Regions from separate parts of the Mus musculus genome. Here all the other regions are linked to region 1. Evidence: chromatin loops called from intact Hi-C (ENCODE). Cell type or tissue: left cerebral cortex. All regions are shown on one strand. Region 1 overlaps Gpc6 (glypican 6). Region 2 overlaps Gpc6 (glypican 6). Region 3 overlaps Gpc6 (glypican 6). Region 4 overlaps Gpc6 (glypican 6).

Evidence for each region. A loop is a pair of places that touch in the nucleus more often than their neighbours do. Peaks named below come from ENCODE experiments on the same cell type or tissue, not always from the same donor. Only the 100,000 strongest peaks of a DNase experiment are listed, where the experiment ranks them.
Region 2: it touches region 1 in a loop (2.7-fold over the local background); 2 of 42 quality-filtered maps call a loop at or near these places.
Region 3: it touches region 1 in a loop (2.1-fold over the local background); 2 of 42 quality-filtered maps call a loop at or near these places.
Region 4: a loop joins it to region 1, with 2.1 times the contacts of the local background. A loop is called at or near these places in 2 of 42 quality-filtered maps.

What each region holds. Positions count from the first base shown.
Region 1 is chr14:117,807,286-117,815,285 of GRCm38, forward strand. The region is part of intron 4 of Gpc6 (glypican 6); the gene reads left to right. Among named protein-coding and RNA genes, the nearest start is that of Gm52111, 29 kb to the left of the region's middle. In left cerebral cortex, no CTCF peak of the experiment used is centred here; DNase peaks (open chromatin) are centred at 651, 3,223, 3,804, 4,192 and 1 more place; H3K27ac peaks cover 220 bases.
Region 2 is chr14:117,919,340-117,927,339 of GRCm38, forward strand. All of the region lies in intron 6 of Gpc6 (glypican 6), which reads left to right. Among named protein-coding and RNA genes, the nearest start is that of Gm52110, 14 kb to the left of the region's middle. In left cerebral cortex, CTCF peaks have their summits at 2,265 and 4,560; DNase peaks (open chromatin) are centred at 2,013, 3,766, 4,511 and 7,586; H3K27ac peaks cover 317 bases.
Region 3 is chr14:117,885,091-117,893,090 of GRCm38, forward strand. Gpc6 (glypican 6) reads left to right here. Exons shown (of 9, transcript NM_011821.3): 6 at 3,432-3,575. It overlaps Gm52110 (a long non-coding RNA gene), which reads right to left. Exons shown (of 3, transcript XR_003951109.1): 3 at 7,905-8,000. Among named protein-coding and RNA genes, the nearest start is that of Gm52110, 21 kb to the right of the region's middle. In left cerebral cortex, a CTCF peak has its summit at 4,771; DNase peaks (open chromatin) are centred at 5,686, 5,879, 6,583 and 7,136; H3K27ac peaks cover 1,607 bases.
Region 4 is chr14:117,935,088-117,943,087 of GRCm38, forward strand. All of the region lies in intron 6 of Gpc6 (glypican 6), which reads left to right. Among named protein-coding and RNA genes, the nearest start is that of Mir6239, 15 kb to the right of the region's middle. In left cerebral cortex, a CTCF peak has its summit at 3,801 (motif pointing left); DNase peaks (open chromatin) are centred at 3,681 and 4,593.

The sequences.
Region 1 (8,000 bases):
AGTGAGAGATCCTGTCTCCCTAGATATCTGGCTCACTAGCCACCACCACCACTCAGACTGAACACCAACTCTTTCCTGCAGTTCTGCTGAAACAGCCAAGAGATGCTCACCATCATTAGATGCTCACCATCATTAGATGCTCACCATCATTAGATGCTCACCATCATTAGATGCTCACCATCATTAGATGCTCACCATCATTAGATGCTCACCATCATTAGATGCTCACCATCATTAGATGCTCACCATCATTAGATGCTCACCATCATTAGATGCTCACAATCATTATGAAAGAAACAAGGGAGCACACATTAAAGCAAACTCATCAAATATTTACTTAAATTGATTTAGCTTAGAGCAAGTTCATATACATAAGTAATTTGTACTTAGTGAGAGTCAGATTCTGAAGTGAATATGGAAAATATGGGACAAGATGAAGTCTTTGGGGCTCCTTTGTAAGCATCTTTTTCCAGTTACTGAGGTCACATTCTAGTGTAGAAAGACAGACATGCACACACATATCATCACACTGTACAACTGTGTCTCACCTACACCAGGAAACTTTTGGAATTTAGCCCCTTTTTATGGATATTGCCTCTATTCTACAAGTGAACAAGGACTAAGTTAGTGATGGTGGTACTTTCCATCTTGCAGAGAGCACTAAAAAGCTACAGTGAGCCTACATCATTACAACTTCCCTGACTCCAACACCCACAGATTTGCTTGAGAGCTCATGATGCTGGCTTTTCTCCAGCTTCCAAGAAGACAGAAGATGACACAGATGGGGAATCCAGGAACATGGATTCACCACACATGAATAGTTCTAATCATGTCACAAATACTTCCCTGAATCCAAAGTCCGTCATCCAGAAGCTGTGGAATTATCTACATGTCTCCTCTACAGATGGTAATCGTGAAAGGAGAGCGATGCTTTGTGCCTCACGAAACATTGCTCACTGTGTTATCTTGTGGGTGTTTACATCCGCATGGTCAGTTACATGAACTGCTGCCACGCTAAGCAAGCTTCTCCAAACAGAAAGTTAGTGCATGAACCTTGGTCTTGTAAAAGGAAGTCAGTTTTGTGGGACTGGGGTTATGGCGCTTTGGGTAAAAGTAATTCTTGAGGACCTGAGTTAGGATGCATAGCCCCTGCATGTAAGTCAGTCATGGTGGCTAGCCTGCAACCCCATCACTGTGGAGTGCAGAGACAGGAGGACGGCCAGCATGGGCTTACTGCCAGGCACCCTGGTTTTGGCTTCAGGGAAAGAGATTTTCTCAGGCTAATAAAGCACTGAGGGATGAGGCAGGATTTTCTACCTCCTCCTCTGGCCTCTGTGTGAGCACACAGACATATACCAGTAAAGTTTGCATGTAATGCACACATATGCACATGTGATATGTGTGTGTGTGTGTGTGTGTATGTGTGTGTATATATATATATATATATATATATATGTACATACATATATATATATATGTGTGTGTGTGTATCTATGTCTATGTCTATGTCTATGTCTATGTCTATATCTATATCTATATCTATATCTATATCTATATCTGTAATCTATGGTTTTGAAACAACAAGAAAAAAATCTTAGGACCAGATAGTGAGTTATGCCTAAAACACAAACATTCTGGAAGCTGAGACAGGCAGATTGCTACAAATTCAAAACCAGCTTGTACTATGATGTAAAAACATGTCTGAAACAAAACAAAACAAAATTTAGTATGCATTAATCCCTCACAAGAAAGAAAAATAATGCAATAAAGGAATTGGCCAAAACACACTTTTACCTGCTTTAGATCAAGTGGATCTTTGGGTGACTCTAAAGCTCAGGTCATGATCTCCTCTTTAGGACATATATTCCAGGACCAGGATTTGAAATAAATTATACAAAGTTATGGTTTGATCCCCTGGGGAACCTAAGTTAACTCAACAAAGTCATCACTGTGGTAGCAAAAGTTTTGTCCGCACCTGTAATGTGGTCTTCTTTGGCTTAAAGTTTTCTTCGTTCTAGAAGGGCTAGGTCCTGCAGCAGTAGCAATGCAACCCTGAGACTGTGGTAGCTTTTCAGACAAATGTTTATATTCACTCAGGCTGCATACCCATCCCCTGTCATCTACATTTACCCATGTAATTCCAGAACCCAAGATGGTGAAAATACTGCCAGCCTTGAGCATGGTCAGTCACCAAGGTAGTGGGTGACAGACCCCTGTGGGATGCTACCAGCAAGTAATGGCTCTAACTAGACTTGGCATACATCATTTGACTCCCAAACTCTCAACAGCCAATGATAAGAACCCAAGACACACCATTAAAGCATGGCTGAAAGAGAAAGACCTAGGGATGTACCGCGGGCGGCATAGAGCCGATGGGAAAAAATACTAAGTGATTATATGACCGTAATCTCAAGTGTTCCATGGGCCAAGGTTAATAGAAAGCAAAAGGGGACAGGGTCCTAACAGGGCTGCTTCCGTTCCTCTAGGCAGCGGCTGCACTCATGATTCAAACCTCTGGGTGTCTAGCAGTTCCATCCTCTGCTAGATGATGCTGGTTTTGAAAACTAATGAAGTTTCTGTGACACTGTTTTGCCACAACTTTGTGATATTGAAGTGTTCCTAGTGTATTTCTCATGCGTTGAAACAGTTTTATTATTTTGCAGTAGTTATGCCATAGCATGAAGAAACCTTACAAGAATTTTTTTTTCATACTGAGGGCCTCATTCGAAAAACAGGCTTTCCTGAGAGAGAGGACTGCCTTTTCATGAGACTTTGTTTGTCCTTCGTTATAATGACAGACGCACTAGAACGAGGCCAGAAAAGCATGCTTCATCCTTGGTGTCTGAACCATGTAGACCACTTGTTTCCCAAGAGTTGAGAACACCCCAGAGGGAGGGAAACAACCTGAAAGAAAAGGAAGCTTTTATATGCTCTCTGCGTGTACACGGACACTGAAGAATATTCTCTACTCTTGGGAAACTTGCTGGCAGGAAGCCATCTAGAATTCAGGTGGGGTTTGCAGAATACCTTCTCCAACACACAGACATTCTCTGGGGTTTTAAATGAAAATGTCTAGACAGAAAAGTTTAAAGTTTAAAGGGGAGTATTTCAAAATGCAGTTAGCAAGTTTGGGAGGGGTGGGCAGGCAGCTACGAACGCCGGCGAAGGAGACACTTACATAATTTGCAGAAAACGAGACATGTCTCTAAGAGTGTTTCCCCGCTGTATTACTGGAACGTGAAAGTCTAAATATGGTAATGTGAGGCACGGTTGAATCTGGTGGGAAACAAAATGTGCTTCCTTTTACAATCCTACAGAGGGAAAGCATCTTGGCAGCTAGATGAGACTACAGGAGAATGAAGATTCATGCCAACATCAGTCTAAATTATTCTTATGGAGTGATCTTCACCCCAAACACAGGTCGCACTTAATATACTGTTACTCAACAGCCTTTTCATTATTCTTTTCATTAACTTTTCCTAATTGTTTCTAAGTATTATATGCCTTTAGTGGAATAATCTTATTTTTATGATCTCAGAGAAAGCAGATGGGGGGATAATTACAACAGGTATAAGCTGGCTCTGTGGGTGTTTGTTTTCCAATATACACGGAACCTTGGAAAGGGCTGCTTATCAAAGACTGTTTCATGTAGAAACAGCCTGGGAATACGTGTTGGTATTTCTTTCAGTATTGCCATTCAGCCCTAAATGTCTTAATTCCCATTTTACAGTTGCTCTGTGAAGCATAATAGGCACTTGAAGCACGTAGCTTGAATAGGAAAGAAACTACAGAAGCCAAGGAGGAATTTAATTACAAACTCCACTTCACCAAAATTGCCAGCAACAGACTGTGCGGCTGTGCAAAGGCTCAGGTTCAAATGGGGCAGTGTGAGGAACACATTTGCAGTTGTGAGCCTCTCCCCCCTCAGCGATACAGTTAAAAGGACAAGCTACCCCGGCTTCTGACAAGTAGGTCCCATGTGGCTTATGGTGAGAAGGAGAGATAAGAAGATGCTGATCCAACTGGGGATAAGGATGTAAATAAAAAGGTGACTCATGGCCAGAGAAGAGAGGCTCTTCAGCCAAATTTACCTGAAAACCAGCCGTGCTAGTGATGGCTTTAGAGACAAGACAACATCCTATCACGGTAATATGGTGGCGCATATTCCTTAGTGTGGAATGAATGGCATCCAAGTCACTGTCACAGGAAGATGTAGGAAGAAAGCCAGTGGAGGCTTCCAAAGAGTCTGAGTTTGGATTTGGCGGGGGTAAGGAACTAGAAGACTCTGAGCTTCTATCTCTTCGGTGGGAAAATTGTTTTGTGTCTTCTCATAGAACTACTGGGAAGAATTGCCCACTAAAAAGACTGAAAACACTCACTCCCTTGATTTAGCACATCTAGAAAGAACATCTAGTGCTGACATTCCTTACTTATACATCCCTCATGCCAACTTAGGAGGCTCTCCAATGCCTTCCTGAACTTCACACAAAGAAACGGAGGCCAAACAGTACACTGAAACTATGTGAGGAGTTGAGGAGTCGACCCACCACGGCTATCACTAAGATGGTAGATTCTCTCTCTCTCTCTCTCTCTCTCTCTCTCTCTCTCTCTCACTGGCCCTGCATGGGCCCATCTGTGATTCTAGAAAGCCTGTAGGGCAGGAAGAGTCTTTCTATCACCCCTTCATTTCTCAAACAATTCCTGGATCATTGTCATTGTTCCACAAGCTATTTCTTTTCATTTTGTGCACTTAGTGGGGAATCCGCACAGAACTGTAGGGGACTTGTCAGAGTCAGAAGCCGAATCCATGAGCTAACACCTATTGCTTTAGGCCTAGTGATCATCCACGTCTCTAAGAAATGGTAACAGAATTACAGATAACCAGCCACCATGTCTTCAAATGCTCACCACAGAGAGCAGCATGTAAGTGCAGAGTAGACAGTGAATGATCGGCAGTAAGTATGGCCTCCCTTTAGGAGTAATCTTCATGGCATACCGTATAACAGCAAAGCCCATTGAGTCCTCACAATAGCACAATAAGAGTGACATTGTTATCTCTGTGGTTCCGATGAAGACGATGAAGCCAGGCTGGGTCAAATGTTAAGGGAGAAACAGATATGAAGATCTTCCTAAACATTCCCTGGGACTTAAGACACCAAAGAGATACTTTTAAAAGTGTGTACGGTAGCTAGCTGTGTCCCTATAGATATGTTGTCAGAACCATGGTTGAAATGGTCTCTGTTGTGATCCTTAGAACCCAGAACAAACTCTAGACTGTGATAGGTATTTTGGGAAATTTCCAGTAATTTGTTGAGTGAGTGAGTGAGTGAGTGAATGGTAGTGATCGCCATGTGCATGTCACTCGGTGGATCCAGTGGGACCACTCCAGGGATCATCAGGCTGGTGGCAATCAATCACAAAGACTGTTTGCTGAGACAATTCACTACTGCAGAGACAAGGAGAAATCAGCTATAAGAACGGCAGATGTTGTTAAGTAGGAAATTAAACCTGGTCATCTCGGCCACTGGCCTTGGAGGCATGGTTCAAAGGCACACACTCAAAGACAATTGGTAGTGTGTGTCATTGCTGCACTGATAAGCTCCAACAATAAGGGAGGCATCGAAAAGCTTTTATTTTCTGATTTATTTACTGTAAAAATGTTTCTGCCCACCAACAAGATTCAGAGAGCAACTTAATAGGCATACGGTTATTAAAAATTAATCCCAAATGCAGTTATCTGAGGGTTTTCTTATTTTACTGATATTAAAATTGTACACAGATTTTCTGAAGTATTTTCAGCCTACAACAGATCTCAGAAAACAGTTTTCTTATCATTAAAGTGGAAGCTAAGCACTGTGGCAAGAAATGCTCTTTTCCTACGACCAAGTTCTCTTAATCTTGGGGTCAGAAAAATAAATGCCAGAGGAGATAGCACTTTTTATTTAATAAAGCAAAATAGAAATGAAGTGATCTGACTGCTAACACACAAAAATAAAGCATCTCTTTTTACAGTTTTTATTAGACCGTTTGTTTTAATAACATTTTTAAGTGAAGTTTCAAAATATTTCTGCCCTTAAAAAAAAAAGAAAGAAAAAACAGAAAACTACATAAGAAAGATTTCAAAGGTCCTAACAGCCACTTAATATCTACGCCGAAAGCACTGGGCACGTTGGGAAGGAAATATTTTTTAGCTTTGGTGAATAAAGAGCAATTTAAAACAACTACAGAGAAGGTATTTTCTTGGCAAGCAAAGAACTCTGGCAGACAACTGAATTTCTTTACTAATATGGAGCAACAGCCTGCTTGAAACCTGCTGCTCATGGTTTGACTAGCCCATTCATTCCTAAAAATACCTCTTTCATAAGACTATGTTTAGCTGTTCTCACTTCAGATTTAAACAGGAACCGATAGTGCTTCTAGCTATTTGCTTTCTTCATTTGAATTTTTCCCCTTAGGAAAGAGACTATCCTGCCATGCCACTGCACATGGGGGCAACACCCAGCACACACAGCAGGCTTTGCGCGGGCTCTGCCACCCACACACTGGCACTGACAGGAGAACTCAGACCTGCTTTGAGAGCTGTTTGCTTTTGAAGCTTATATAAGTTTTTAAATAGCGGAAATGTGCGTTTTTGCCAAAATAAATCTCCTGTCTTCAGTAGTTTTTTCTTGCATGTTTGATTTTTGTCAAGAATTGTGGAAGTCAACACCTTATCTAAAAACCAGTATTGCCAAATCCGTAACTTTCCTGGTTTTCGTTCCTTTATCTTTTGGATAATTAAAGCAAGTGTGAAGAGCTAATGGTTTTAATTCAACCACGCTACATTTCTTTTGGATTCTGTAATGTGCCATAAATTTGCATTAATGATCACCTGCTCCTGGAACCTCAGAAGTGTGGGCCTGGAAGATCGTCTACATGTTTTATGGGCCTCGAGGACCCAAGTCTGGTCCAAGGTGGACGCCTAGTCAGCCATCACTGGGAAGAGAGGCCCCTTGGTCTTGCAAACTTTATATGCCCCAGTACAGGGGAATGCCAGGGCCAAGAAGTGGGAGTGGGTGGGTAGTGGAGCAGGGTGGGGAGGGTATAGGGAACTTTCGGGATAGCATTTGAAATGTAAATAAAGAAAATATCTAATAAGAAAGAGAAAAATATATTTTACCAACCAACCAAATAAATAAATAAATACAGTGTTAAATATATATATATACAGAGAGAGAGAGAGAGAGAGAGAGAGAGAGAGAGAGAGAGAGAGAGAAATAGAACTCAGTGGCTGACTGGTTGTTGCAGACCTTGGCTTAGAGACCAACCAGTCAGGACAGATGCTAACACCTACACTGTTCAGCTGTGGTCCAGGTAAAAAAGCACATTTTAAATGCTATAGGAATTCACAATACCTCAGGTTCATGATTTTTTTAATATAGAGTTTGTATAGGCGGTCAGGCTGGTCAAGTTCGTATTTCCTTTAAATGTTCGGTGAGAAATATCTATGCTCCGTGATCTACCTACCCAGTCTCTGTCATCTTAAACTCCACGCAGCCTTGAATATCGGAAAGCCAGGCTGTGCTGGACTCTTGTCTGAGTATAAACAGTTATGAAATGCCCAGCATATGGACCTAGGAAGATCTCAGAGCCATTAACCTGGCTGTCAGTTAAGCAAACCATCAACACTTGCCTTCTCCTTGCTGTGTGTTTTCTGTCATGTGTCCAGTTCCTCAGAGGCCAGGTGTTTTAGAGGCTGTGCTCATTCCTAGTATGAGAGAAGGTCAGGCTCCGAGTCTGTGCATGGCATCCGTTTTGACAGGAATGGTGTCGTATGAGAACTGTGGCTCATGTGTATTACACAGTAGTCTACAGCCCCCTGAGATGGATGCAACAGTACTTCTACAAACAGGAAACCTGAGGCTCAAAGACATATAGCAAACAGAAAACCCAGTTTTAAGCCCTATCCAAGGTACTCATTCTTTTTCTTGCAACTCAACATCCTTCATGTTTCCTGGAGA
Region 2 (8,000 bases), 110 kb after region 1:
GAAAGACATAAAAGACAGTGTCAGTCTTCTAGATCTCGGTGTCTACATCTACCCATAGGTGTTTGGGTGTCTGGAATGGGAAGAGTTGGCCATTGGCAGCTGGGGGAAAAGAGAGATGAGCTGTAGTGTGAAGAAGCCTAATTGTGATGTATTCACTCCGTGCTGAAGATAATCCACCTGAAGCATGTAGGCTGCTTTTTATCTGCCCAACTTCTTGGATACCAGCAAATTAGGTCTATCTCTCCACTACCAAAGAATTAGAAATTTAAGAATAAAAACCCAAAGGGAAGCTTCGGGGCTAAGGTGAGATAGTTCTACACCTGTGATTTGCATCTGCGTATTGGAAGGCGTAGCTCCCTGGGATTCTTCGTTTGATAGTGTTGTGTTGTGTTGTGCTGTGATGTGCTGTGCTATGCTGTGCTGTGCTGTGCTGTGATGTGCTGTGCTGTGCTGTGCTGTGCTGTGCTGTGCTGTGCTGTGCTGTGCTGTGCTGTGCTGTGCTGTGCTGCATCATGTTGTGTGGCAGGATCCTATGTAGCCTGGGCCTTGAACTCCCTATGTAGTTGAAGATGACCTTGAACTTCTGACTCTCCTTTCTCATGTGTGCTACCCATGCTTAGTCCATGCAATGGATGACTCCTGCATCCCGCTCAGTTTGCATGTCTTTTTTTTTTTGAAGGTCATAAAATTACATTCATCTTAAACATAACCAACGGCATATATATGCTATGATATATATCCACATCTATGAACACATCTCAGTATGTGAGTCTTTATGTATCAGCCAAATAACAGTTCAACCCAACCATGACTTTTTATAGTGCCTCATTACAGATGTTCTGAATCAGTCTTCGTTTTTCAATGAATACCTCAGGTGATGTTTCTCACTTAAACCTTAGATAGATTGATCTAAAGCATGAGAGAACACACTCAAGAACTTGTATGTATTTCATTCCAGTAGCTAAGAGTACATACTTTTGTTATTTAACATGAGACTGTTAAGGGTTTAAGTTTGTCATTACCATTCCAGAAAGATATTCCGAAGTCTTAAACCCCATGACCTATGATTGACACCTTAGCTGAACTCCTCTTGGGCAACATAACTGTACTAAGATGAGGTCACACTGGAGCAGCCTAGACTCTAAGCTCAATGACTAGTTTGCCAGTAGGAACAAGCAAATCCAGACCTAGACACCCAGAGGAGATACAAAAGAGCAGTGGGTGAGGATAGGAACAGAGATGTAAGGATACAGCCACACATCAAAAGGGATGCCAAGGATTTGCCAAACACAACTTGACTGGAAAGCAGGATGACAGAGCCCCTGCCTTGGAATCCACAAGGAGCTAAACTGGCTTCCACCTCAACTGGAGAGCATGCACCCAGTGCCTTGGAAGATTGCGTATCTGATAAGCCTAAGTCACCAGTGTGGGACTGGGAGGATGTCTCCTGTGAGACAGTACTTGCTTAACACGCATGAAGATCTGTGCTCACTACTGAGATGACCTAAAAAGCTAGTCATGGTGACACACACTTGTAATCCTAGCACTGGGGAGGTAGAGACAGGTGGCTTCCTAGGGCACTGTAGCAGAAGTTAGCTGGCATATCTCAGGCCAGTGAGAGACTGTGTCTCAAAACGTGCTCGTGCACTCACACACACACACATACACACTCACAGACACACACTCACACACATACAGACACACACACTCACACACACAGACACACACATACACACACTCACACAAACACACTCACACACAGACACATACCCACAGATACACACACACAGTCACTCAAACACAGACACACACACACATACACACACATCACAGACACAGACACTCACGCACATACACACACGTACCTGCACCCATGAGAACACATTTGCACGTGAACAAAGTAAGTTGAGCCCCAGCGTGGTGCTGTTTTTGAAGCCGCCTCCTGCATCTTAGCAAAATGAGCCTCACTTCTGGACGCGCCATCAGTTCCTGGCTCGGCACTGTGAGGTGCAGCTGTCTTCATGTGCAGCTGATTTTTGCCTGCCATTCTCCCAGAGACGATTTGAGGGATTGTAACATTCATTGGGTGGCCAATGTCACTCTGAAGTCTGCGGGTTTTAGAAATTAAACTTGAAACCACGTCTGAAAAATCTCCTGTCCTGCCAGAACTGATTAAAAGTGGGGAAGAAAAAGAATGGAGCAACACAGAGCGGATCACTGTCATTTCCTCCGGATTACGTTTCCCCCGTGTGGCAAAGAGGTGTCTGTCACTCAGGGATCGTCTACTTAGAGGGCAGGCCCAGTGAAGGTCATTTTGGATTTTATTGATTCTATGGCTCTGGCATTACTCATAAGGATTTACGGTATTTAACCCACCAGGAGAAGCCATGAACTATAAATGGCTTCCCATTTGCCAGGAAAGCCTGCATTTCATAAGCGACACCAGCTATGTGGTCTCCCTCACAGCTGTCTCTAATGAAAGCTTGTGACCCCAGCCTCTGCACAGAGGACATGGCCTCTCTTCATGGAGCTGACCCCTCCTTTGGCTCCAAACCAGCACGAAGTTGTTTAGCTTACTAAGTGGGCTAATGCACGCACGGGGAGATGTGAAGGGACACATCTCGTGGGCTCTCGCTGATCGCTACGTCTGTCAGTACCCTCCACCACCGAATCTGGAAACAGGGAAATGAAAGTTGAAGAGCGTGAAATAAGGAAAATAAAAAGTAAGGATGAGGTTTGATGACCTGTGAAGGGGTCTCCTGAGTACCAGGGGCCCGAGACGCAACCCAGGTGAGAGACATGGCTGCTGAGAAGTAAGTCAACGACTGAATTCTGGGAGCTCGTTTGTAAATAAAACATTCAGTTCTCTTCACTGAGAAGTTTTCATCTCCAGACTAGAGTTAAGGAAGTTTTAAATACACGGCTGATGTCTATTGATAGTGTTCTGGAAGCAACCCCTTGTGAACCCAGGACTAAAACAGACCCTGAGGCAAAAAAGGAGGGTTTTTGTGTTTAAAAATCAACACTATTGATCCCATCATTACTTAAAATGTAGATTTTTTCCAGCACAGATTGTTTGCGTTTATTTTGAAATATTTTAAAGATTTCATGAAGATGGTGTTTCTCTTGCTGTATTGAGTGTGGGTCTGTGGCTCACCTTCAACGACCCTCGTTGAAACAGAGCCACTAAGCTGACTCTCCATGTGCTCTCCTCTTTAGAAACTTAAAGAAACATTTTAATAGGAAATGTGAAGATTCCGGTCTTGATGAGAGTGAATTTTGAGGGGCAGGTCTGTCCTAAGAGGGGAGCAGAGTCCTGGATAAGCCCAAAGTGCAACAAGGCTCTTCATGACAAGGCCTGGCTGTCAGGCAAACCTTTCTGTAGTTCCTTTTCCCAGAATCTTGTCATTTACAATGTGCTATGCTCACTGATGCTATCAAGCACCCCGAAGCTTCATAACACAGATACTGTCGTCATGGACTTCACCGCTGGCTACCGTGAGTCAAGGTTGTATGTGCATCTGACGAGTTCCCTCCCAGGACGTCTGCAGCCAAGTACAACAGAGCACGTGTATTATTTTCAGCTTTGGTCATTGACAAAGCCAACGGCCATTTACCCTTTTCTTTGTCCTCACGCCTTATCACCAATATGCAAGACTGTCTCCACGTGGATTAAGATGACGAGACAGCTCTCTGGTATTCGCTCACAAGCAATCCTAACAACCCAGCAATTCAAGCTGGAAAACTGTGAGTTCAAGGCCAGCCACTACCCTCCACCCTTCAAAACAAGTACACATCGCAAAGACTCTATCATAGAAGCACAATGGTCTATGTTCTTCTTCCACAAATTCTGAAATCAATCCATGAGCTAAGACATTTCCCTGCCTGTGTTCCTCACTTTCAAACAAAATCGATTCCTATTTTATCTCAAGCTCTCAGAACATTCCAAGGAATTTCCTTTTTTGGGGAAAATATGAGATCCTAGCAGTCAAACCAGGTTGGGATTCAAAAATTAAATATTCTTAAGTTGGTACTAAAGTTATTACATTTATAGGAAGCAAACATATTTATAGAACCTCAGACATTTGAAAGAGATAATAAAATTCACCTAGTTTCTAAATTTAGAATCTGCTAGTGAAAAGCTCTTTGTAAAATCATTCCAAATGTACCAACTTGTAACATCCTAGAAAAAACCTGCCGGCCAATCTTTTTCATCTTTCTTAACCTAACACCGTGTACTGACATTATTTTTTCCTAATGGTATTTGTTGTATGGCTGTGTTCTCTACTGTAAGAAAACGGAGATTTTTTTTTTTTTTAAGAAAAATTCTATTTTGAAGGTTCGGGAAGGAAGCAGTACTTGCTTTGCAAAAGAATTTAATTTAAATAGCAAGCTCCCTCTCAGTACGTAAAATATGATTCAATTTACCAAAATGTTACTGGTGCATAGCAGAGAACATCCTGTTCGCCCACTGTTCTGTGGGGCTCCCAGCTCTGCACTGTGAAAGAGAGTGCCCATTGTAAAGAGACTGTCCTTCACAAGAAGGGACATAGTGCCATCTATGTGCTTAATGAAAAACATCTGCATCCACGTTTTCTGGAGCTTAGACAGACAGGGTCTCTGGAGACCATGAGGCGTTGCTGCAGACGGCTGGCTATCCAGTGGTCTTCGCAACATTTACATATGGCGGTTGGCTCCTGCCTGCTTAGGACACAGGGTTGTTTGTCATTTTCATATATTTTACTAAGGAGTTCTTGGGTTTCCTACGGATGTTTTAACAAAGCTGAGCAAACCAAGTGGCTGCCTCCCTGATCTGAAGGCTAGCATTTTGAAATGAGCGTGTCGTCTGAACTCATCTTTCTCTGTGTCTCATACCTTCTCCCATCTAGCTTTGCTGGCAACGTTGGGCTTTTCTTGACGAGCCATGGCCATGCATTGGTTGGTCCACACAGTCATAGGTTACTCCCTGTCCCCATCTGGGTATCTGATCTATGTCTCTTTTTGTTTTTAAATGTGGTACTTCAGATTGAACCGAAGGCCCGGGCCAAGCTAGGGAAGCATTCTAGCACTGAGCTACATCTGCAGCTATCTTGGTATCTTCTAAAAACAGTGCTCAAGTGGTATGCATCTAACCCTCCAGAGACTTGAGGCCTCAGGGAGTGGGGAGGCCTGGCTGGGTGGGGTTCGGGGGTGTAGACATCTCTGAGATGAGGGAGGAGGAATGGAAGGAGGAATTGTCAAAGAGCAGACCCTGAGGGGGTTTACTTTAAAAAAAATTAAAGATAGTTTTTAAAAAAAAAATCTGAGTACAGAGACAAAGAGATGTCTCATGTGCTGCAATTTAAAAATTACAGAATTGCCAAAAATAAAAGCGCACTTGACTAGAGTAGGACCCCTTCTAGAATAATTACATCTGTAAAAGACCTTGTCTCCCGATAAAGATGCATAGTGCAGTCCTAGAAATGAGGGCTTCCACATGTCTCTAGAGAACACACTTCAGCCCACAACAGGCTTTTGCCAAGGTGAAAACTGTTGGAGCAAACAGAGCTGCTAATCCTTTTTTAAAAAATTAATTTATTTATTTTGCGTATATGAGTACACTATAGCAGCTGTCTTCAGACACACCAGAAGAGGGCATCAGCTCCCATTACAGACGGTTGCGAGCCACCACGCGGTTGCTGGGAATTGAACTCAGGACAGAACAGCTAGTCCTTAATCATCTCTCTACTGCTTTCTGACGTCCTCCTTCCTAACAAGGAAAATCCCAACGAAGATGTCAAACGCTGGTGGAGGAGAGAAGCTCAGGTAGAGAGGAAGGGGCGCATGAAGAGTGTTAGGGAGGGATAGAGAAGGGCGCTGCCCATGTGGCTCAGTGTTGTGAAGCGTTGTCATCTGCACGGCCTGAGTCAGATCCCTGGCACCCATATGGCAGACGGGAGAAAGCCAACCACTGTCGGCCATCTTCACATACATCGTGGTATTCTTCGACTAACCAACTGATGGTTAAAAATAAACAACTGAAAACACAAAGGAAGCCAGCTCAGTTTGACAGTGAGTAAGAAAATGGGTAAACATAACCAAACATTGAGGAAAGGGCTGTGAGCACTGTCCCTGGGTTCTCGGTCTCACACACGTCTTCATCTGTGGCCTGAGCGTAACAGAACTGAATCAAGAGAAACACAGTAAGCCGAACTTCCCTACTTTTCCTTTTCAAAAGCTCATTTGCTTCTACTTCATCCTGCTTGTTGGATGTGAGCCTGAATGACTTGGAGATGGTGTCAGATTTGAACATTTCAGAGACACGGTTAGCACAGAACCCAAACCTTGCTCTCTGAGCTGTGTTGAGCACAGTATGTGGTCTTCATCCCTTCTTCCCACAGGTGGTTGCCTCTGGGGAGTTCTGCTGCTTTTAATGGTATAAATTAGATGGATAAAAAGTAAGAGGTTAAAGGCCAACACGTCCAGATGTGTATGCAGAAATGGAACAGTTGTCCTAAAACTCTTTTCAAATATAACCTTTAGATATCATGCAATCAGTGAAGTTGATCTTGTCATGCTGGACAGGTGAGTTTTGGCCAGCATCCTTCATTTCAGAAGCTACCCGGCTAAACATCATGGCTAATCGGTTCCCATGGGCACAAATAGACCTAGCATAATTCAATGCAAGTTTAAGAGTGGTTTGGGGAGATGAGTGGGGCAGATTGTTCTTGTTTTTCTTTGCTTTCTCTTACTGTCTGTGCACTCAGAAGTGACTGAAAAGTAGCACAACACATAGAACAAAGCATAAATATGTAGCCAAACTATATATGCTCAAGTGGAGATTTTTTTTAGTAAAGTTTGATCAAACTCCCTCCTCATAGAGCAACCAAGTAGAGGGTGGTTTGGAGAAAACCTACAGAGGCACATTAGTTGGGTTCGGTTGTTCACCAAAGAGAAGATATCCAATTTGTGAGAGGCCAGGGTTATGGTAGCCACGGTGACGTATCTCATCCATCTTCCATTACTTGCTAGGCAGCCTGGTTCTGTCCAGCCATTCATGCAATGCCAGGCACTACCAAGTTCCAGCAAGAATGCAGCCCTGGCATCAAACAGCCTAGAATTAGAAGTGTAATAGAGCTTTTACTTCTACCTCAGTTTGTTTGAGAGGGATTCTTTAACTTAGAAGTGTCTTAGGACTTGGCTGTATTTACCTGCACCACAGGGAACATCCTGGGCTCCCAAGACCTTCAGCTGCTCTCTCTCCACAATACTCTTACATAGAGATCTCGCAGTGCAGCTTTTACATCGCTGACATGCTCCTAGGCTGTAGGCTTCTGGCTCCCTTGAGTGGAGAGAATCTCAAAACCACACCTGTATCCCTGCCCATCTCCTCTGGTTCCTGTCTTTCTCTAACTGGCACTTCCTTTCCCACCTTCTCTTCCTAACATCTGGACATTCATTCTTGCAAACCCAGTTTTAGTACCTATCCCTTCACACAGTCTAGAATGTCATTTGTATATCAAAAATACTCCTCCTGCCAGTCCCTGTGGCACAGTTTCTGGACCACCCATCTGGCATCTGGCTTGTGCTAATCTCGTCTTTAGCTGCTCCTTAGTGTGCACAGCCTGAAACCTCAGTTAGAAATTTCTCTTCTTGAAACCAGTCACTACGCAGTCCTCATGTCAGAGCCTTGCGTCTCACACCTAGAGTCCCAGCTACTTGATGCCCAGTTGGAACTCCAAATTCATCATGGGATAAACCAAGCCCCTAATTACCTCTAGTGAGCACTGTACAGTGTCCAGACAACGGATCAATGCATTCCAACAGATGCCTGTATGACCAACGAGTACGTGTGCCTGCCTGACAACGTGGTGAAGAGAGTGGAACAGCCTCACGGTGTCTGACTGAGACCTGTGAGAAGAGCAAGCTTCCTAGAGGCCAACTCACCCAAGGAAAACCTCCAGGGTTAGCTTTGAGTCCTCTTCTTCACCACCCAGAACCATGCAGTTTATTATAAATTC
Region 3 (8,000 bases), 78 kb after region 1:
TTTCATCTAACATGATAAAACTAATCCACATGCAATTACAAATAAGTCATATCTTTAAAGAGGTCATAATTACACTGATCATGATATAACTGCCCTTGTATAACCTCAAACACATAAATTTTAGAATAGGTGGCAATATCCCTTAAAAGTCATTCTTTCAGTACCTCAAACTTAAATGTGATAATGAATAGTATTCTCTTAATTGATATTATATTATATAACAAACAGAATGGAGAAAACACAAATATCTATACAAGCACATTCTTAACAAAATATAACAGAAACACTCAACATTGATTATAATGATTTTGTCTGCAACTGATCACACAGCCTTAGCTGGTATTTATAACTACCTTCCTCTACTACCCATTCTGTATTTCCTCCACCCTCAGCATGCACCTCAGCAGGGCTTGCCTCTTTGCCTAGAAAAGTGACCCATGCCTTCATTCCTGAGGGATCTGTACTGTTTGTTACTCTGCCTGGATTAGGTTGTTGTAGATTTCCAATGTCTTTAATCACAGGACACGGTAGTACCAAGAGACACCCTAAAGGACCTCCTGCACCCAGACATAATCATTCTACCTCCATTGTGGAGAGCCAATCCAATTCCCCCTTTTGTAATTTGGATCAATCACCCCTCTTAGCACTCTTATTACTTTCTTAGCCTGTCAGTTAAGGGCATCAGAATCCCAAAGCAGCCGGGAGAGGTCTGAGCTTCTAGTTCAGTGGAACTTTGGTGTGTCTCTAGGCAGAAGCATCCACCCTGACACACACAGTCTTGAACAAAACTTCTAGGCCAGGAAAAGGCTCAAGGAACAGGAAGCAAAAGCTATTCAGTTGGTCACTAGGGGCGATAGCGAATGAAACTACTCTCTTTTCTACTCCTTGAATCCTGAACCCATGGATCCTGGCTATGGGGGAAACTATACCACATATTGGATGCTGATCTAAAGCATAGTCTCTCTTCTGGAGAACCCTGCCCCAGGCCTCCACATTGCTGCCACCTCATTGGCGCTGTAACTGGGCCTTCAAAAGGCCATTCCATTTTTCTATCAGGCCAGCTGAATCAGAATTGTTGAGAACATGGTAAGACTACTGGATTTTTAAATTGTGGGCCCACTTTCACACTTTGCTAACTGTAAAGTGAGCTCCTTGGTCAGAGGCAACACTGTGTAGAACAATTTAATGGTGAATAAGGTATTCTGTAAGCTCCTGGATGGTAGTTTTAGCAGAAGCACTATGTGCAGAAAAGGCAAATCCATACCTGGGACAAGCGTTGTCTTATCCACAGAGGAAGTGGTCCAGTGTGGTCCACAAAGTCACTAGCTAGTCACCCTGATGGGATGGTGCCATATCTGGGACTCAGTGTTTGTCTCTGCTCTTGGCATATCTGGTGCTCAGCAGCAGCTGCAGCCAGGCTAGCCTCGGTGAGAGGAAGCCCATGCTGTCAAGCCAAGGCATCACCCCCACAGGCCACCCCAACTACCTTGTTTATGTGCCCATTTGGGCAACAACAGATTTGGTTGGGAAAGAGGCTGACTGTCCACAAAATGTATCATCTTATCTACTTGGTTGTTGAGCTTCTCCATTGAAGTCACCTTTTGAACATTTACATGAGACACCAGAATCTCCAAACCCTTTACCCATTTGGAGAGATCCATCCACACATACTTCTTTCCCAGATGTCTTTCTCACCAATTTTCCAATCTTGCCCTTTCCCAGTCCTTTACTATTCAGCCAATCCATTGGCCCAGAGTAAGTGAACAATTGCCCATCTGGGCATCTCTCCTTCCAAACAAAACATATGGTCATGTACTCTGCCCCAGTTGCTGTCCACTGTGAAGATTTTCCTTGACTTTTGTTTTTCAAGGTTGCCCCAGAGAGGAGTTGTAACGCTGTGACTGGCTGTTTTTGAGTAGTGCCTGTATCACATGCAGAGCCATTAGTAAACCATGCCCTAGAATTCTCTTCCTTATTCCAAAGACCCAGTCAAAAGTGAGTCTTATTAATTCAAATTATTTAATTGCCCCCCCTCAAAGATCCCTCACAGGTACACTCAGCCTAGAGGGTTTTACTCAATTTCAAACGTAGTCAAGTTGACAACCAAGAAGAGCTGCACAATTTCCTGAGAGTCTAGGAAAGGTATTATCTCATGATAACTGGCACAGAAGAGAAAACATCTAGAAACAGAGAAGGAAGTGCTCCCACACCAACCTGAGTGGAATCACTGTGGAGACAGATTGGCAGCTCAGTCCCTAAATTCATTACAATAAGCTGTGTGATTTCCCACAGCAACCACAATGGTGACACAAACAGCTGTCAACAACCAAATTAGAAGAAAATACCAGTGTGTGGATTTCACCCAAATTTGCTTGTCTTATTTCTGCACCATTGCTCAGGAGAATATTTTCAGAAAGTTCTTCCCGTGAAGGGGTTCCTTTTCAAGAGAGAGCCCTTCAAGCCATTTGACCTTGGTATGCTTATGAAATACAGTTTTCATGTTAGATAATATGGATCCAAAATGGTAGTTTATTGAATCCCAAATTCAAGTATAGGAAAGAGTCTGTGACATAACTGGCTTAATCCTGAAATCTATTATAGAATGAAGAATCTATTATAATTCCCATGTTCAATAGCCAATTCCTGATATTGGTATAAGTTATTCTCGATATGGCCATGCATATCTGAATCCTAACTCCTAAGGGAAACATGGGGTTAGAGGCTGCCGGATAGAATGTGGTCTGGAAGCATGTTCTAATTTGTCTCAATTCAAGAAATCTTATTTAAGATCTGTGTACTTGATGAACATTGAACTCAAGAGACCAAACTCAGAGTTGAATGAAGTGTGTGTTAAATGTGTGTTATCCCTAGGAGACACATCACTTCCTTCCTGGTGGTGATAAACTGTGCGTAAGCCCTGTCTATGCCAGGGACCCATTTATACAGTGAAATCACAGTTTGAGAACATGGGTTAAGTAGACCACAAGGAGGGTTATTCTTTATGCTATAACATAGAGGCTAGAGTGCAGAGAGCCTTTGGTCACTGTTTCCTGCCAACATGCACATGGAGCTCTTAGCTTGTTTGTTTATTTGTGTGTTTGTTTGTGTGTTTGAGTTTTGCCACATTGTATTATGAATATTGATTTGGGGTGTATCAATAAGTTTTCAGTAAGAAGACAGATTTGCAAATATAAAATCTGTGGGTAATGATGACCGTGGTAAACTGTGAGTAGGGCATGCACATAGCCACTCCTTATATTCGTGTGACAATGACTTCCTATTGGTGTTGATAGCTTTACATTCAAAAAAGTAGGAGGCAGAGATTTTGGAAGTAAGAATTTCAAACAAAATGCGAAGAGTGCTGTATTATTCTCTTTTTGATTGTGGGTTTAATCTAGGCTTGATTTTGACCCTTGCTCTGATCTTCCCAGGTCTTTCAGGGCTGTGGCCAGCCCAAACCTGCTCCCGCTCTCAGATCTGCTCGCTCAGCTCCAGAAAATTTTAACACCCGTTTTCGGCCCTACAACCCTGAGGAAAGACCCACAACTGCAGCGGGCACGAGCTTGGACCGGCTGGTGAGTGCTCCAATTGCTGCCTGTGAGGACCAAGGAGGCCCTCTCTGCCACCCAGGTCTTTTGCTCTGTAAGGGCCGGGCTACGGGCTTCCTAAAGGCTGAAAAGGCTATTGTCCAGTGTCTGCTCCTGGTTTCTGTTAGAATGGTGTGAGCAGTAAAAGATTCTTTTTTTTTTCTTTTAGATCGTGGATTTGGTATATAAGAACTCTTAAAACTATTAATCTACTAGTGCATTGCCTAAAATTCCAACTTCATATTTCTTCAAAATATGACTTTGAAAGCCCGATTGCTGCCCGCCCCCCATGCCTGATTAACAGAAGCACATTTCTGATTCGCCTGCTTCATCCTTTTCTTTAAACGGTTGCTTGTGTGATTATGACATCCTGTCATTTTCTTACCATTTCTCAGAGGCTAAGTTTTCTATTTGGAAAGTCTCTTTTAGGAAGTCCCAAATTAATATTGATGTTTTGTGTTGTTTCCTAGATGTCTACTAAAAGTTGGGAACTTGGGGCTATTTAAATGTGTCAGGGACTGGGTGATTTTTATGTCAGAAAAATTTATCTGGTGATGGCTACTATATGCATAATAAATATAATTTTAAAGTTTTTTTTAAATGACATAAAAATCAAGAGCTCCTAATTTCAAAGAAATATAGCCTGATCATTTCCAACTCAATACCTTCACTTCATAATGCTATAAACAATTTATATACCCTCGTTGTTGTTAGTGCTGAGAGTGTTGCTTTGCCAATTATCCTGATGTAAAATTAACAGATAAAACCTTTCAGGCCATACAGCATTTGAACCACATCTGATTGTGTCATATAAACTCAATCTCGAGGGCTGTGGTTGGTGAAGTCCTTTTATTAGTCACTGTTAGGAATGGCTTTATAGTTTTAGTTAATACCCCTTCTGTTGTGTAGAACTCAGAAGATTAAATTGGTTGTGTTTGGCCTTCCTGTAAGTACATCTCAGCTTTTCTCTCTATAAAAGAAAAACATCAAATGTATTTAACAGCATAAAGGTCTGACCATTAAGTGTCAAAGTGAAAGGGGACTTCTCATTAGCTGCTAAATTATGCCTTGAATTTATTGCCCTTTATTAGCAAATGAAACCCCTCTTCAGCCCAGGTTTTAGAAAAGAAGCCATATTTGTGACTTGCTTTGACCTGTCTTTCCTTACTCACTGCTGCCCTCTATCACGTTTCCAAGAAAAATAAATAAATTAGTTACTAATTTTCTTTTAAGGAAACAATTTTACTCTGCCAAACAATTCGGTGAACCTTTCTCAAGAATGTTAGTTTTCTTCAGAGTGCCCTGTTAATCTTCTAACTTCACAAAGTACTCTGCATTCTCTATGCAGAAACATTTGGGAAGCATAGATTTAATTTCACTTTAGTAGTGTGAAAGCCACCGTTCAAGGAGGCTAGGCCCTTCAAGGTTTCTGGGATACGATGTGAGATGAATCTCTCATGTACAAAATTGTTCCCACAAAGCACAGTATTGTGTTACACAGCTCAAAACTTTCACAAGAGTAAACCTCTTTCTCACTAAGGTATAAACGAATAGAGCCTTTTAAAGAACAAGAGCATCTTAGATACTTGATAAAACTGCATTACATTTGGATACCATATTGATATCTATGATAGTCACCTAATAGTTTTCCTTTGTAACAGAGAAGCATCCCCTAGGAGAAATGGACACATACCCTTAAATGTGGAAAATAAAATGGGAAACAAAATCCCACTGCTTCACACAGTACTATTGCCAGCCCCAGAGCCCTGGTACCAACCCAGGAGCTGACCTGACTGCACAATGCTTTCCACCAGCAAAGCTACCGACTCCCTACTAGGTATGACTTCAGGCTGTGCCCATGAGAACTGCAGTCTCAATTCACACTATCTGTTATAAAATTCTGATTTCTTTTCAAATTTGAGAACCAGCCATTTGTAAATCAGAGCCAGCCTCCTTCCAGTTGGTTTCTCTCCTTCACTCCTAAAATCAAACATTCCCACATCAAAAGATGTTCCACCGAAGTTATTCCAAAGACGTAGACGCTGAGCCCGAAGCTCCCTACACAGCTTGCTCTGCAGCCTCTGGCCTCCCCAAGGCCTTTTCCCTTTAAGCTGTGCCTGCCTTTTACACAGAGGCTCAGCCATCAGGGGTGGTCTTTTATGGGCCTGTTCCAGGGGCAACCCTGTGAGTTATCCAGATGGGTCTGTTCTCTGTGATAGCCCATCTCCGCTATTTATAAACAAATCTTGAGATAACTACTCCTGTCTTAGCTTGGCCCTGCAAAGATGGTTCCTGAATATTCATAAGAAGTGTGTGTCCCAGAAAAAAGAGGATAATTGGGAAATATTTCTGTTTCAGCAGAGGAAAATGTTTTAACAGCCAACATCAATAGAACCCACCACTTACCTCGCCCTGCTCACCAGAATGAAAATAACTTCATTCTGATGCTGGCTCTTGGGAGGGAGGGATGGCTTCTGGGCACCTTTTAAATTAGTGCCTGTGGTATTGACTCTGGAATCTGTTGGTAAATGTTCTTATGTCGGTTATTATAAAACTGTGTTTTTATGTGCGCTGGTAATTAAGGGGTTTGTTTTAGAACTTAAAGTCCCAAGCCCCAAGTTGATGCTAAAATTCGCAGAGGAGAATTGGAAAGAATATGGTATCTTAAAAAAAAAAAAAAAAAAAAAAGCTCGGTCCCCTCGTTAAGGACTTATAAATTCCCATATCTTTCAGAAACGGTTCTATTTGTTCTTCGAAAGTTGTGTGGGCCTAAAATGCTCTTGACAGTAACCAGCAGCCTTCAAGCATGCTACCCTTGAGTCATGCTTTGTTTTCCAAAACCAAATGATTGTATTTGTGTAAATCCAGCCACTGATAGAGAGCTGACTTTGGGGGAAATATCAGAGTCCTCACTGCCAACAGCCGCATGTCATTGCAGCTGCTGCCAAGGCCCTCAGCTGATCCCGCTGACAGACTGGTCTCAGGGCCATAGCTCAACCCAGCAGCTCCCCTGTCCCCACAGGCTGCTAAAGGTTTCAAGTTAAGTGGGCCGGGGGTCATTATTGGCACTCTTAAAGCGATTCGTTCTCTTCTCCTTTTCCTAAATTTATCCTCTGCGGATTGTCTTAAATGCTTTGATGTCAGGCTAGGAGTCTAGACAGCTCCCACTCGATGGAAATATCAGGTACAAAACTAAATCATCACAATGTCACCGGAGTTCCCAGGTCTGAGCACGCAGAGGTGTTGGACATTATCCTGCTGAAAGGCAATTAGAAGAAGGGCTCAGGAAATCAGAGCACAATGCTCTTGCTCCCGAACACACTGAGGCAGGGACTGTCCATTACTTACAGCAGCTTTTTCATTAGGGCAAATCTGAACTCTAAATTACAGCCCTTAGAGGAATGTGGTTTATATAAAAGTCAACCTTAAAAAAAAGACCTGGAAGTTAACTCACCACCTTGTGATGGTTTAATCCAAATCAACTCCAGTAAGTATCTCACCTTCTGGATGTCACTGTATGTCTCTGAGTCACTAAGAATGTGGGCGGGGTAGATGGAATGTCAGCCAACTGATGCATCTACGCTTTGTGCCTATGCTGTGCTATGATGTATAAAATAATCTCTTTCTGTTTTTCTTTTGAATCTGTCTTCCTCTTGCTTCCCAGAGGACTGTGTGGAGGACCATGCAGCACAGTGTAAGCGCTGGGCTCATTCTTTTGTTCACCCCATTTGTCTGGAACGTTCCTGAGAAATGCCATCCCCCATTCCCGTGCCCCTTTATCTGGGATGAGTTGACCACTTGTTGCCCTGTTTCCTCCCCATTTGGTATTTACGATTCAAACCTGTTTGGGTAGTCTTTCCCTATGGCAAGGTTTTCAGTCCAATCTTTGTAGAACACTACCTCATTTGGTGACTGATTTAAGTTCTATTTCAATATTCAGACTATTGTCTGCCTGAAAAACTAGCTCATCTCAATGGGCTATCTTGGCCTTTTCTTCTTGTGCTGGAGAATTATTAATAAAATAATAATTAAAACAAACATGGACTCTCAGGCCCAAGGAGCTAATTTTTCCATTAGCAGGAACATAGAATTTAGGGGCTTAAATTAGTTTATGGAATAAACCGTTTTCCCGCAATATGTTTCATTGTTGTTCCTATTTTGAACGTACTAGGTGCATTGTTTTCATTTGGTTGGTTTGTTTGAACATTGTGGGAGGGAGTACTGGCTATTGTTTTATCTGAAAGTGGCCGGTGTTGGTCTGAGGACAGAAATTCTATGTTACCTTGGCTGTTACACTAACTAAAACATTATGTAATGTGGCTCTCAGAAAGCTATTTCCTGACAATACCAGTCCTTCAAAGGACCTGTACCCTTAAGCTGGGAGTGTGGTGAATATTGTAATTCCAGTTTAAA
Region 4 (8,000 bases), 130 kb after region 1:
TTCCTATATAACCCAGGCTAGCCACAAATACTCAGTCCTCAAGGACTAAGATTACAGGCTCTTGCCTAACATGTCCTAGCCATTTGATCAAAAAAAAAAAAAATAAGTGTTTGTTTTTAAAAACTAAAGACCACTTTGGAATTTCCACGGCTTTTTAATGCATGAAAAATCAGAAACCAAGCCTTCCCAAGCCTTTCCATGACAAATGGAGAGTTTTCCCTTCAAGCTACAAATACAGGTAGCTCTGTTTCAATGACAATGATTTAGACTAAAGATAATGACAGTTTGCCATATAGAAAATAATTTTTAAAAAAGGTAAGAAAATGAAAACTCTCTTTAAAAGTTAGCTTTCCTTTTCTTCCAAGATACAGTCATCAGATTGGGGACTCTCTAGGCTCTCATGGTTAGAGCCTGTCCCTGCCCACAAGGTTTGCACTCCACTCTCACTCACTAAGCTTACTCGTTCCTGTCCTGTACTCCCCTGACTATCAGGAGTAACTCAGGACTCTTCCAAAAGGACCAGATAAACAACTCAAGATCGAGGCTAAGAAGACGCAACCATGACTCTAATTATTTACACTCCGTGCCCCTTGTGCTGAGGTTTTGTAGTGGAGGAGTGATGGTTATTCTCAAAGCACCATTGCTTAGCGACCAAATCTATTAGCAGCAAGCCACTGGCACTTTATCTGTAGGATTCCAGGGTGCTTAAAATACTGTTTTTACACTTATCTGCAATGAAAAGGTGATTTCTCCAAGTGCTTAGGATTTGGCCGGATCAGATTTTTTTGCCTGGCTCCTCAACCTTATTCCCAAGTACAGTGTTGTAGGGAAACGCAGAGCTCCGTCGGTCCCTGCAGGTTCCTGCGGCAAGGTGGTGAAACTTTTGTTTTCTTTACTACTTTCCATTTCATAAGAGAAATCGTCTCCAGGAGAGGACTCTAATGCGATTCCGTTAGATGCAGTCCATTAAATATGTGGAGCTGAGTTTCCAGCCTCCCCCTCCAACCCAAAGGGAGGGCTTTTGCCTTTTGTCATGGAAGCCCCAGGGAGGAGTTGGTCTGTGCTGCTTTATGAATTAAAAATCCAGAAGGGGAACACATTTTCCATCTTAAAGCAAGAAGGGGCTTTTAGAACTTCCATCTTGGGATGCTACAGCAAGGGCCTGGCAGGCATTTACAATGTTCTCAGTGCAGAATGAGAAAACAGAAATTATCATTGTTGCTGATGTTTAAGAGCTAATAACAATAGTTTAAAAAGAAGAAGAAACAGCAACCTTGAGCAAAGCATGACGCGCTCGGTAGCCGAAAGGTGAAGTCTCGAGAGTTCAAGGCAGTCTCAGCTGTACTTACTGTGAGTTCGAGGCCAGCCTGGGCTGTATGAGACCATCTCAAATTAGCAAATAAATCAAAATTAAGAAGGATAGAAAATGGAAGGAACACAAGAGATAAGATGAAAGGAGATAGATGATACATAGACGGATAGATAGATAGATGATAGAGAAAAACAGATGAACTGAAGTACAATCATAACCCATTGATGTGCAAACAAGAAGAGCAACTGGGCAAATAGCACTTGTTCGTCCTGTTTTTGGACCTCCAGGGAAGAATAGTCTGTTAGCCTTCAAGCCACATGGTCTTTCATTTGTATGGAGCCTTCTAACAAAGAATAAGGTTAGAGGTGATGAGTAACTATCCACGTGGTATTATAAAAAGTCCAAATTAACTAGTTTGGAGAACTACTAGACTACGTGTGGGGGAAAATACAGAGAATGATCTTGGATTAATCACTTGGGGGAGGGTGTATAGGTTTCTGGAACACTGGCTCTCCCCCGCCTCACCTGCAGTGTGGTTTCCAGTCCTTTTTAAGACCCCAGGGCTCTGGAATGCAGCAGTACTCTGTAGCCCCTGCCCTGCTGCTGGGGTCCACCTAAGACCCATGCCTGCTGATACCCAAACTCCGATGTGTGTACCACTGGGCCAAGGCTGGCTGATGACATTCCTCATGGTTCCTCTGGGGAAGAGATGAGCGAAGAAGAGCTCAACAAGATGCCTGCCGTACAGCAAGTGCACGCTGACTGACGTGACACTAAACCAGTGTCACCATAGATCTGTGCACATCGCCAGTCACATGTATTCCTGCTGGGATCTGACAGGATTTGACCATCAGTGCTGTTATCTCCATGACAGCAGCATCCATGTCAGATCCTGCTTGTGAACCTCAGAGAGACCCAGCAAGATCATAATGTGCTGAAGTTGAACTCGGCCAGCCTCTAAGGGCACACAGCTCTGGACAGGGACACAGGCTTCACCTTGAGAGCTTTCAGGCCTGGTGTGTGTGTGTGTGTGTGTGTGTGTGTGTGTGTGTGTGTGTGTGTGTGTGTGTTTGATGGTATGGGTGTTTGATGAGGAATGTACTGCTGCAAAGGCTAAGACATTCATGTGGAGATCAGACGACAACTCTGTTGAGTCAATTCTTGCCTTCCGACTTTATGTGGCTCCAGGGATCAAACCCAGGCTACGTCATCCGGCAGCAAATGCCAGTGTCTGCTGGGCCATCTTGCCAGCTCCAGCATGTTGAAACTCTAAACAGTGTTGAATAACAAACACACACATTTACTGTTGCCTTTGGTCCTGCAAATTATACCGTTGGCCCCAAGAACAACCAGGTTTTTATAAATACCAGTCACAGCTTCTCCTACCTAGGACATTTGCAGGAAGTGTTTGTTGAATTCAACTGACATTGGCAACACATGAAACTCATTTATCTGAGGCTCGATTTAGAAGTCAAACATCTGCAGGAGCTTGTAGCATTACCTAGTCGGCAGGTCAACAGGAAGGATCTGTGACAGCCATATGCATTCCAAGGAAATTTTGTAAATGTGGAGTGGACATAGCGTGTGTGGGACATGCGTTCATCATTCCACACAAGAAGATTGGTAAAATATTTAAAAATTATTTTTGAAGCAGGTTTAAAGACATGGTGTTAAAAATGTTAGCGAAATCACTTGGGAAAAGGCGATTTCTAATGTTTTTAATAGTATCCCAGTTAGCAACTGATTTTAAATACTTTCTTGATCAACCTAAAAAGCCATTTCAAGGGAAAGGAAATAAATTATAGTGCCATTAACAATCACCCACTGTAGAAGCGCCCATTATACGAGAACCTTCAAGCTTTCTTTTGCCACTCTGGCTCTAAGCCTCTTTCACAGAAATAATCAAATACCACCCTTGATTTCATTTGGAATATTAATGAAATTGAAATAAGCCGCAAATTTCCCTTTGACTCATTAAGTTAGAAAGTCAAAGTGCTAAAAATATACACTTGGGCTTCAAAATAGACCAAAATGGATAGCTGTAAAAAAAAAAAAAATTGTTTTTCTCTTCTCTGCAAGAATATAACTTAAAGTAAAAAGACCTGTTGGGAGAAATGTGAGCTGGCTGTAATGCCGGATTCGGCTCTCCATATAAACACATGTCTATATTCGTCATGAAGCTTTCCTCCTCAAAAATATCTTAGAACTTGTTCAGTCAGAGCAAGTATCAATATCATAAAATTTCACAGCCCCCTTTTAGAACTGTGGCCTTAACATTTTGTAAGGAAATAAAGCTTTGGTTAACCTTGGCTCTGGCAGACCTCATTAAAATAACAGCCTGTCAGTTTCAAGTTTAAAATAACAGGGTTGTCAGTTTAATACGCAGCTGAACAATCTACAGTTTTATTCCCTGGGACAAGGTGGGGGGGGGGGGGGGGGTAAAGGTTGAACAACACTGCCATCTGGTGGCCACTGCCAGTGTGGGGTTTGTTTTATTTATTTATTTATTTATTTATTTTTAAACAGCCTGCAAGAGAAGTTCTCTTGTCTTGAGAGGAAAGGGTGAGCTGTCAAGCTGATTTGCACAACTCTTATAATCAGTTGTTTTGTTTTGTTTTGTTTTACTTTAAATTTGTAAATAAACTTGGTCCAAAATGTACTTATGATCCCCAACTACAGTGACTTGATAACACCCTGCTCCTCCATGGAACTGTAAGGCAAAAAGAATATTGAACAACAACAACAACAACAAAAACTTAAACAGATTTCCCCAGATTTCCCTATATAAGAACTCCCAGGGTCTGGAGAGATGGCTTAGCAATTACGAATCTTTGTTGCTTTTACAGTCCTGCCGTTGATGTCAGGAAGCTCACAGCCACCTTTAACTCCAGCTCTAGAGCTTCTGCTGTCCCCTCCTAACCTCTTCAGGTACCTCTAAACACACACACATACACACACTCACACACACACACACACACACACACAGAGAGAGAGAGAGAGAGAGAGAGAGAGAGAGAGAGAGAGAGAGGCAGGCAGAGGCAGGGAATTAAAAATAAAATACATCTTAAAAAATCTATTTTAAAGAACACTTTTATATGCTTGGTGGCTCGTCACAGGAACATCTTGCTGGAAGTTCATCAAACTATGATTGAACCTTTACTAGATGATGGTTGTACTTCAATAAGAAACAAATAAATGTAAGCCAAAAAAAAAAAAAAACCCTGTCTGTAGGCAAAATAGTGACAGATGTCACAAGTCTGAATCCAACATGTTCCCATTTATGTAAATGGAAAGCATCCATCCTGGAAGGAGGAGGCTGGATCGCATGCGGCACCGACTGCAGCCCGGTTCTAATTCTGTGATTTGCTAACGCGCTCTGGACAGCTGACCCAGGGAGCTGTGGCCATCCAATATGGCAGCCACCAACCTCTTGTGGAGATGTCTTAGACTAAATTGAGATTGACTGTAAGTTTATCATGTAAGCCAGATTGCAAAGACTTAGTACCAAAAAGAGCATAGCATGTCCCATTGCTCTATGATAAAGCCCATGACATCTCAGGTATGTTGGCTTAAATCAAGTATATTATCTATCATCTATCTTTCTTCAGACGGGGTGTCACTATGTAGCCCTTGCTGGCCCTATGAGAACAACCTAGCCTCAAACTCAGAGAGAGCCCACTGCCTCTCCTTTCCAAGTGCCAGGGTTAAAAGCACACACCAACATGCCTGTCTCCAGACAGGTTCTTAAAATTAGCTTCAATTTACTTTGTCATTACATGAGCTGGAAATTTATAAATCACATATGTGTGTGACATCTGTAGTTCGCTTTATACTTCTAGTGAGCATCGCTATCTTGAACGCCTGAACACTCCCCGCTTAGAATGGTTCTTTATGCAGTTTCCAGGGTTGTTTTTCTCACGCTGGAGCTGTAGATGGGTTGCCTACATCTCTGTACCTGGTAGAAGACAAAATGTTCCCATGGAGTCTATCTTTAGCCCCTTTGCCTGCTCATAACGTAAAGGTGAAAGTTAAGTGCTCTGGTGTCTCGTGGATCTAATCATACGAGGCGTAGACGATGCACCCTGGCTGGTGCCCCATGGGGTAAATTGGATCTTTAAGATACCAGATGGCTCCCAGGAACAGGTAATTTACCTCACAGGGGTAAAAGCTTGATTTCCAAGAAAGAGTGCAGTTGAGTCACCCTATGCCATCTGTCCCTGAGGTGATGTGTCTCCTTGTTAAGAACTTCCCATCTCAAGAACCCTAACAATACAGTCACTTGCTAAACTCTTAAATGCCTGAGTGAGGCGTGTTTCCAGAAGGGAGGAAATCTCTTCCATTTGGAAACCAGTTCCGAGTGAGATTAAGCAACTTTGCCAAAGTCACAGAGAAGCATGCATACCTCCATGGTTTTTCTTGCATATAGGAGACACTTCACATCTATGAACTCTCTCAGCTCAAGGGTCGCGTCATAGACAAATCTTTTCAGATCTTCTGCCAGCAGGCGCTGGCTGGTCCCTCAAGATCCAGTTCAACTGCCTGCCACCCCTCCCACTTCTTCCTTTATAATATATGTCAGGTCTTCTCCTCACAGGGCCCATGCCTTAAACACAGAGGCCATTTGCTGGTGATCTTTGTGCTCCATGGAGCAGTCAGTGGATTGAAGGCAGGTCTATGACTTGTCTGTTAATGCATGCTCAGGAACTTGAAACACTCAGGGCACTGTATATTCTACACAGGTGTGTGTGTGTGTGTGTGTGTGTGTGTGTGTGTGTGTGTGTGTGTGTGTGTCTGTGTGTGTGTGTGTGTCTGTGTGTGTGTGTGTCTGTGTGTCTGTGTGTGTCTGTGTGAATTCATCCCCCTCTCCCCAGCTTTGTAGAGCCTCATATGTGAGCTAAAGCTTATATATCAGGAGTGCTGTGGTTCCCACTCCTGGATGTGTGTGTGTGTGTGTGTAGGTGTATGTATGGAGACTAGAGGGCGACCATGTGTGTGCATTTATGTGTATGTGGGTGCACATGGAGCTGGTGCATGTGGAGGATAGAGGGTAACTAAAGATGTTACCCCAAGAATGTCAAGCTCCTCTTGTGACATGGAGTGTCCCAACTGGCTTAGAACTCGACACCTAAGACAGATGTACTGAGCAGCACACACCTGGGTCTGCCTGTCTCCACCTCCCTGGCACTGACGTGTTAAGGGTGCCACTGTACCTGCTAGGATTCTCATTTGGATTCTGGGAGGCAAACCCAGGCCGCCTTGCTTTGGAGGCAAGCGCTTGCCAGCTGAGCCATCTCCCCGCAACCTCCCTTCCTTTTTAATTAGCAGACACGCATGTGATATCCTGGGTTTCATTTCCTGAAGATGAAATTTCAATATTTTAAAAGTAACTTCTGGAGGTTGTGTGCTTAGCAGAATCATTTTTATGTCTGTCACATGCAGAAGTAGAAATTGGGCCTCTGTTTCAATCTCCTGAATGTCTCCAAAGTCTCTCTGAAGGAGCTGCACGGGGGAAGAACTAGTAGGCAAAGAAAATTTTTCAGCAAAACTAGATGCTCAAAACTTTCAAGCTTTTTCTACATTGACAAAATCATTAGTTTCCTAATTAATCCCTAGATTGATCTTATTCAAAGTGCCACTCCACAGCTATGACCCCGTTGACTGCAGTAGGACATGGAGAAACCCATTCTTTGAACCACGGAGAACCTCCCCAGATTGCCATTCCATGATTACAGCCATGTCAGAGGGAGCAGAGCTCAGGTTTAAATACTAACCTGATTCATGTGCCTCAGAAAACTGATAAAATATTGAATTCATTCTCTTTGTGTGAGACTGCACCTGAGATCACACTGTCCGACATGATGAAGACCGCATCTCTAATAACCTAATTTACAATCCGCTCTTGTCACCATTCACAGATCATGGCAGCTCCTTGGAGATGTCTGTGTCTACTCAGCCAAAATCATGTCAACAAAATGAGCAAGGCCAGAGCTAGCAAAGAACAGACCTGTTGTCCAGAGCAAAGAGGAAGAGAAAAAAAGGCCACTCAGAGCAGGGATGAGACACAGATCAGAAGGGAGTGCACCTGGGAGAGAAAAAAACCAACCATGGAGCATGAATGTGCAGGAAAAGCAAGAGCCATGGGGCCTCGAGTGTAAGTGTCAGGCAGAAGAAGAGGGACTCGCCCCTGTCTATGGCCAGGATACCCATAACAATGCTCAGAGAAAATGAGAGGAGAGAAGAGGTCCAGCCAGACACCAGTGTGTGTCACAGTAAGGATTTAAAAGGAGTCTAGACAAGTCTTAAATTGTGAATCTTCTAGAACCTTTGGCGCATAGGAGCTCTTCTTTAAAATTTGACAATTCAATAAGAAAATCACTCCTTGAAGTGGTTCATAATTTTCACTCGTCAAAAGCAAATGATGTCGTAATTAAGAGGCTACTAGGCAAAGCGGCCCTTTGATTTTGTGTGAATTTCTGGGGACTAAATGATGTCCCTTTTCTCTCGACTGTTGAAGTTAATTGGTATTAGCTCAAGGTCCAATTGTGTGTTTTCTCAAGGACATATGGCACTCTTTTTACATTATTGCCTGGAACATGAGATCACAGGCAACAAGGCATAATTAGAACATTAGGTACAAACATAAAATGTGATCATTTGCTGTCTTTTCTTTTTAATCAAAAAAATAATA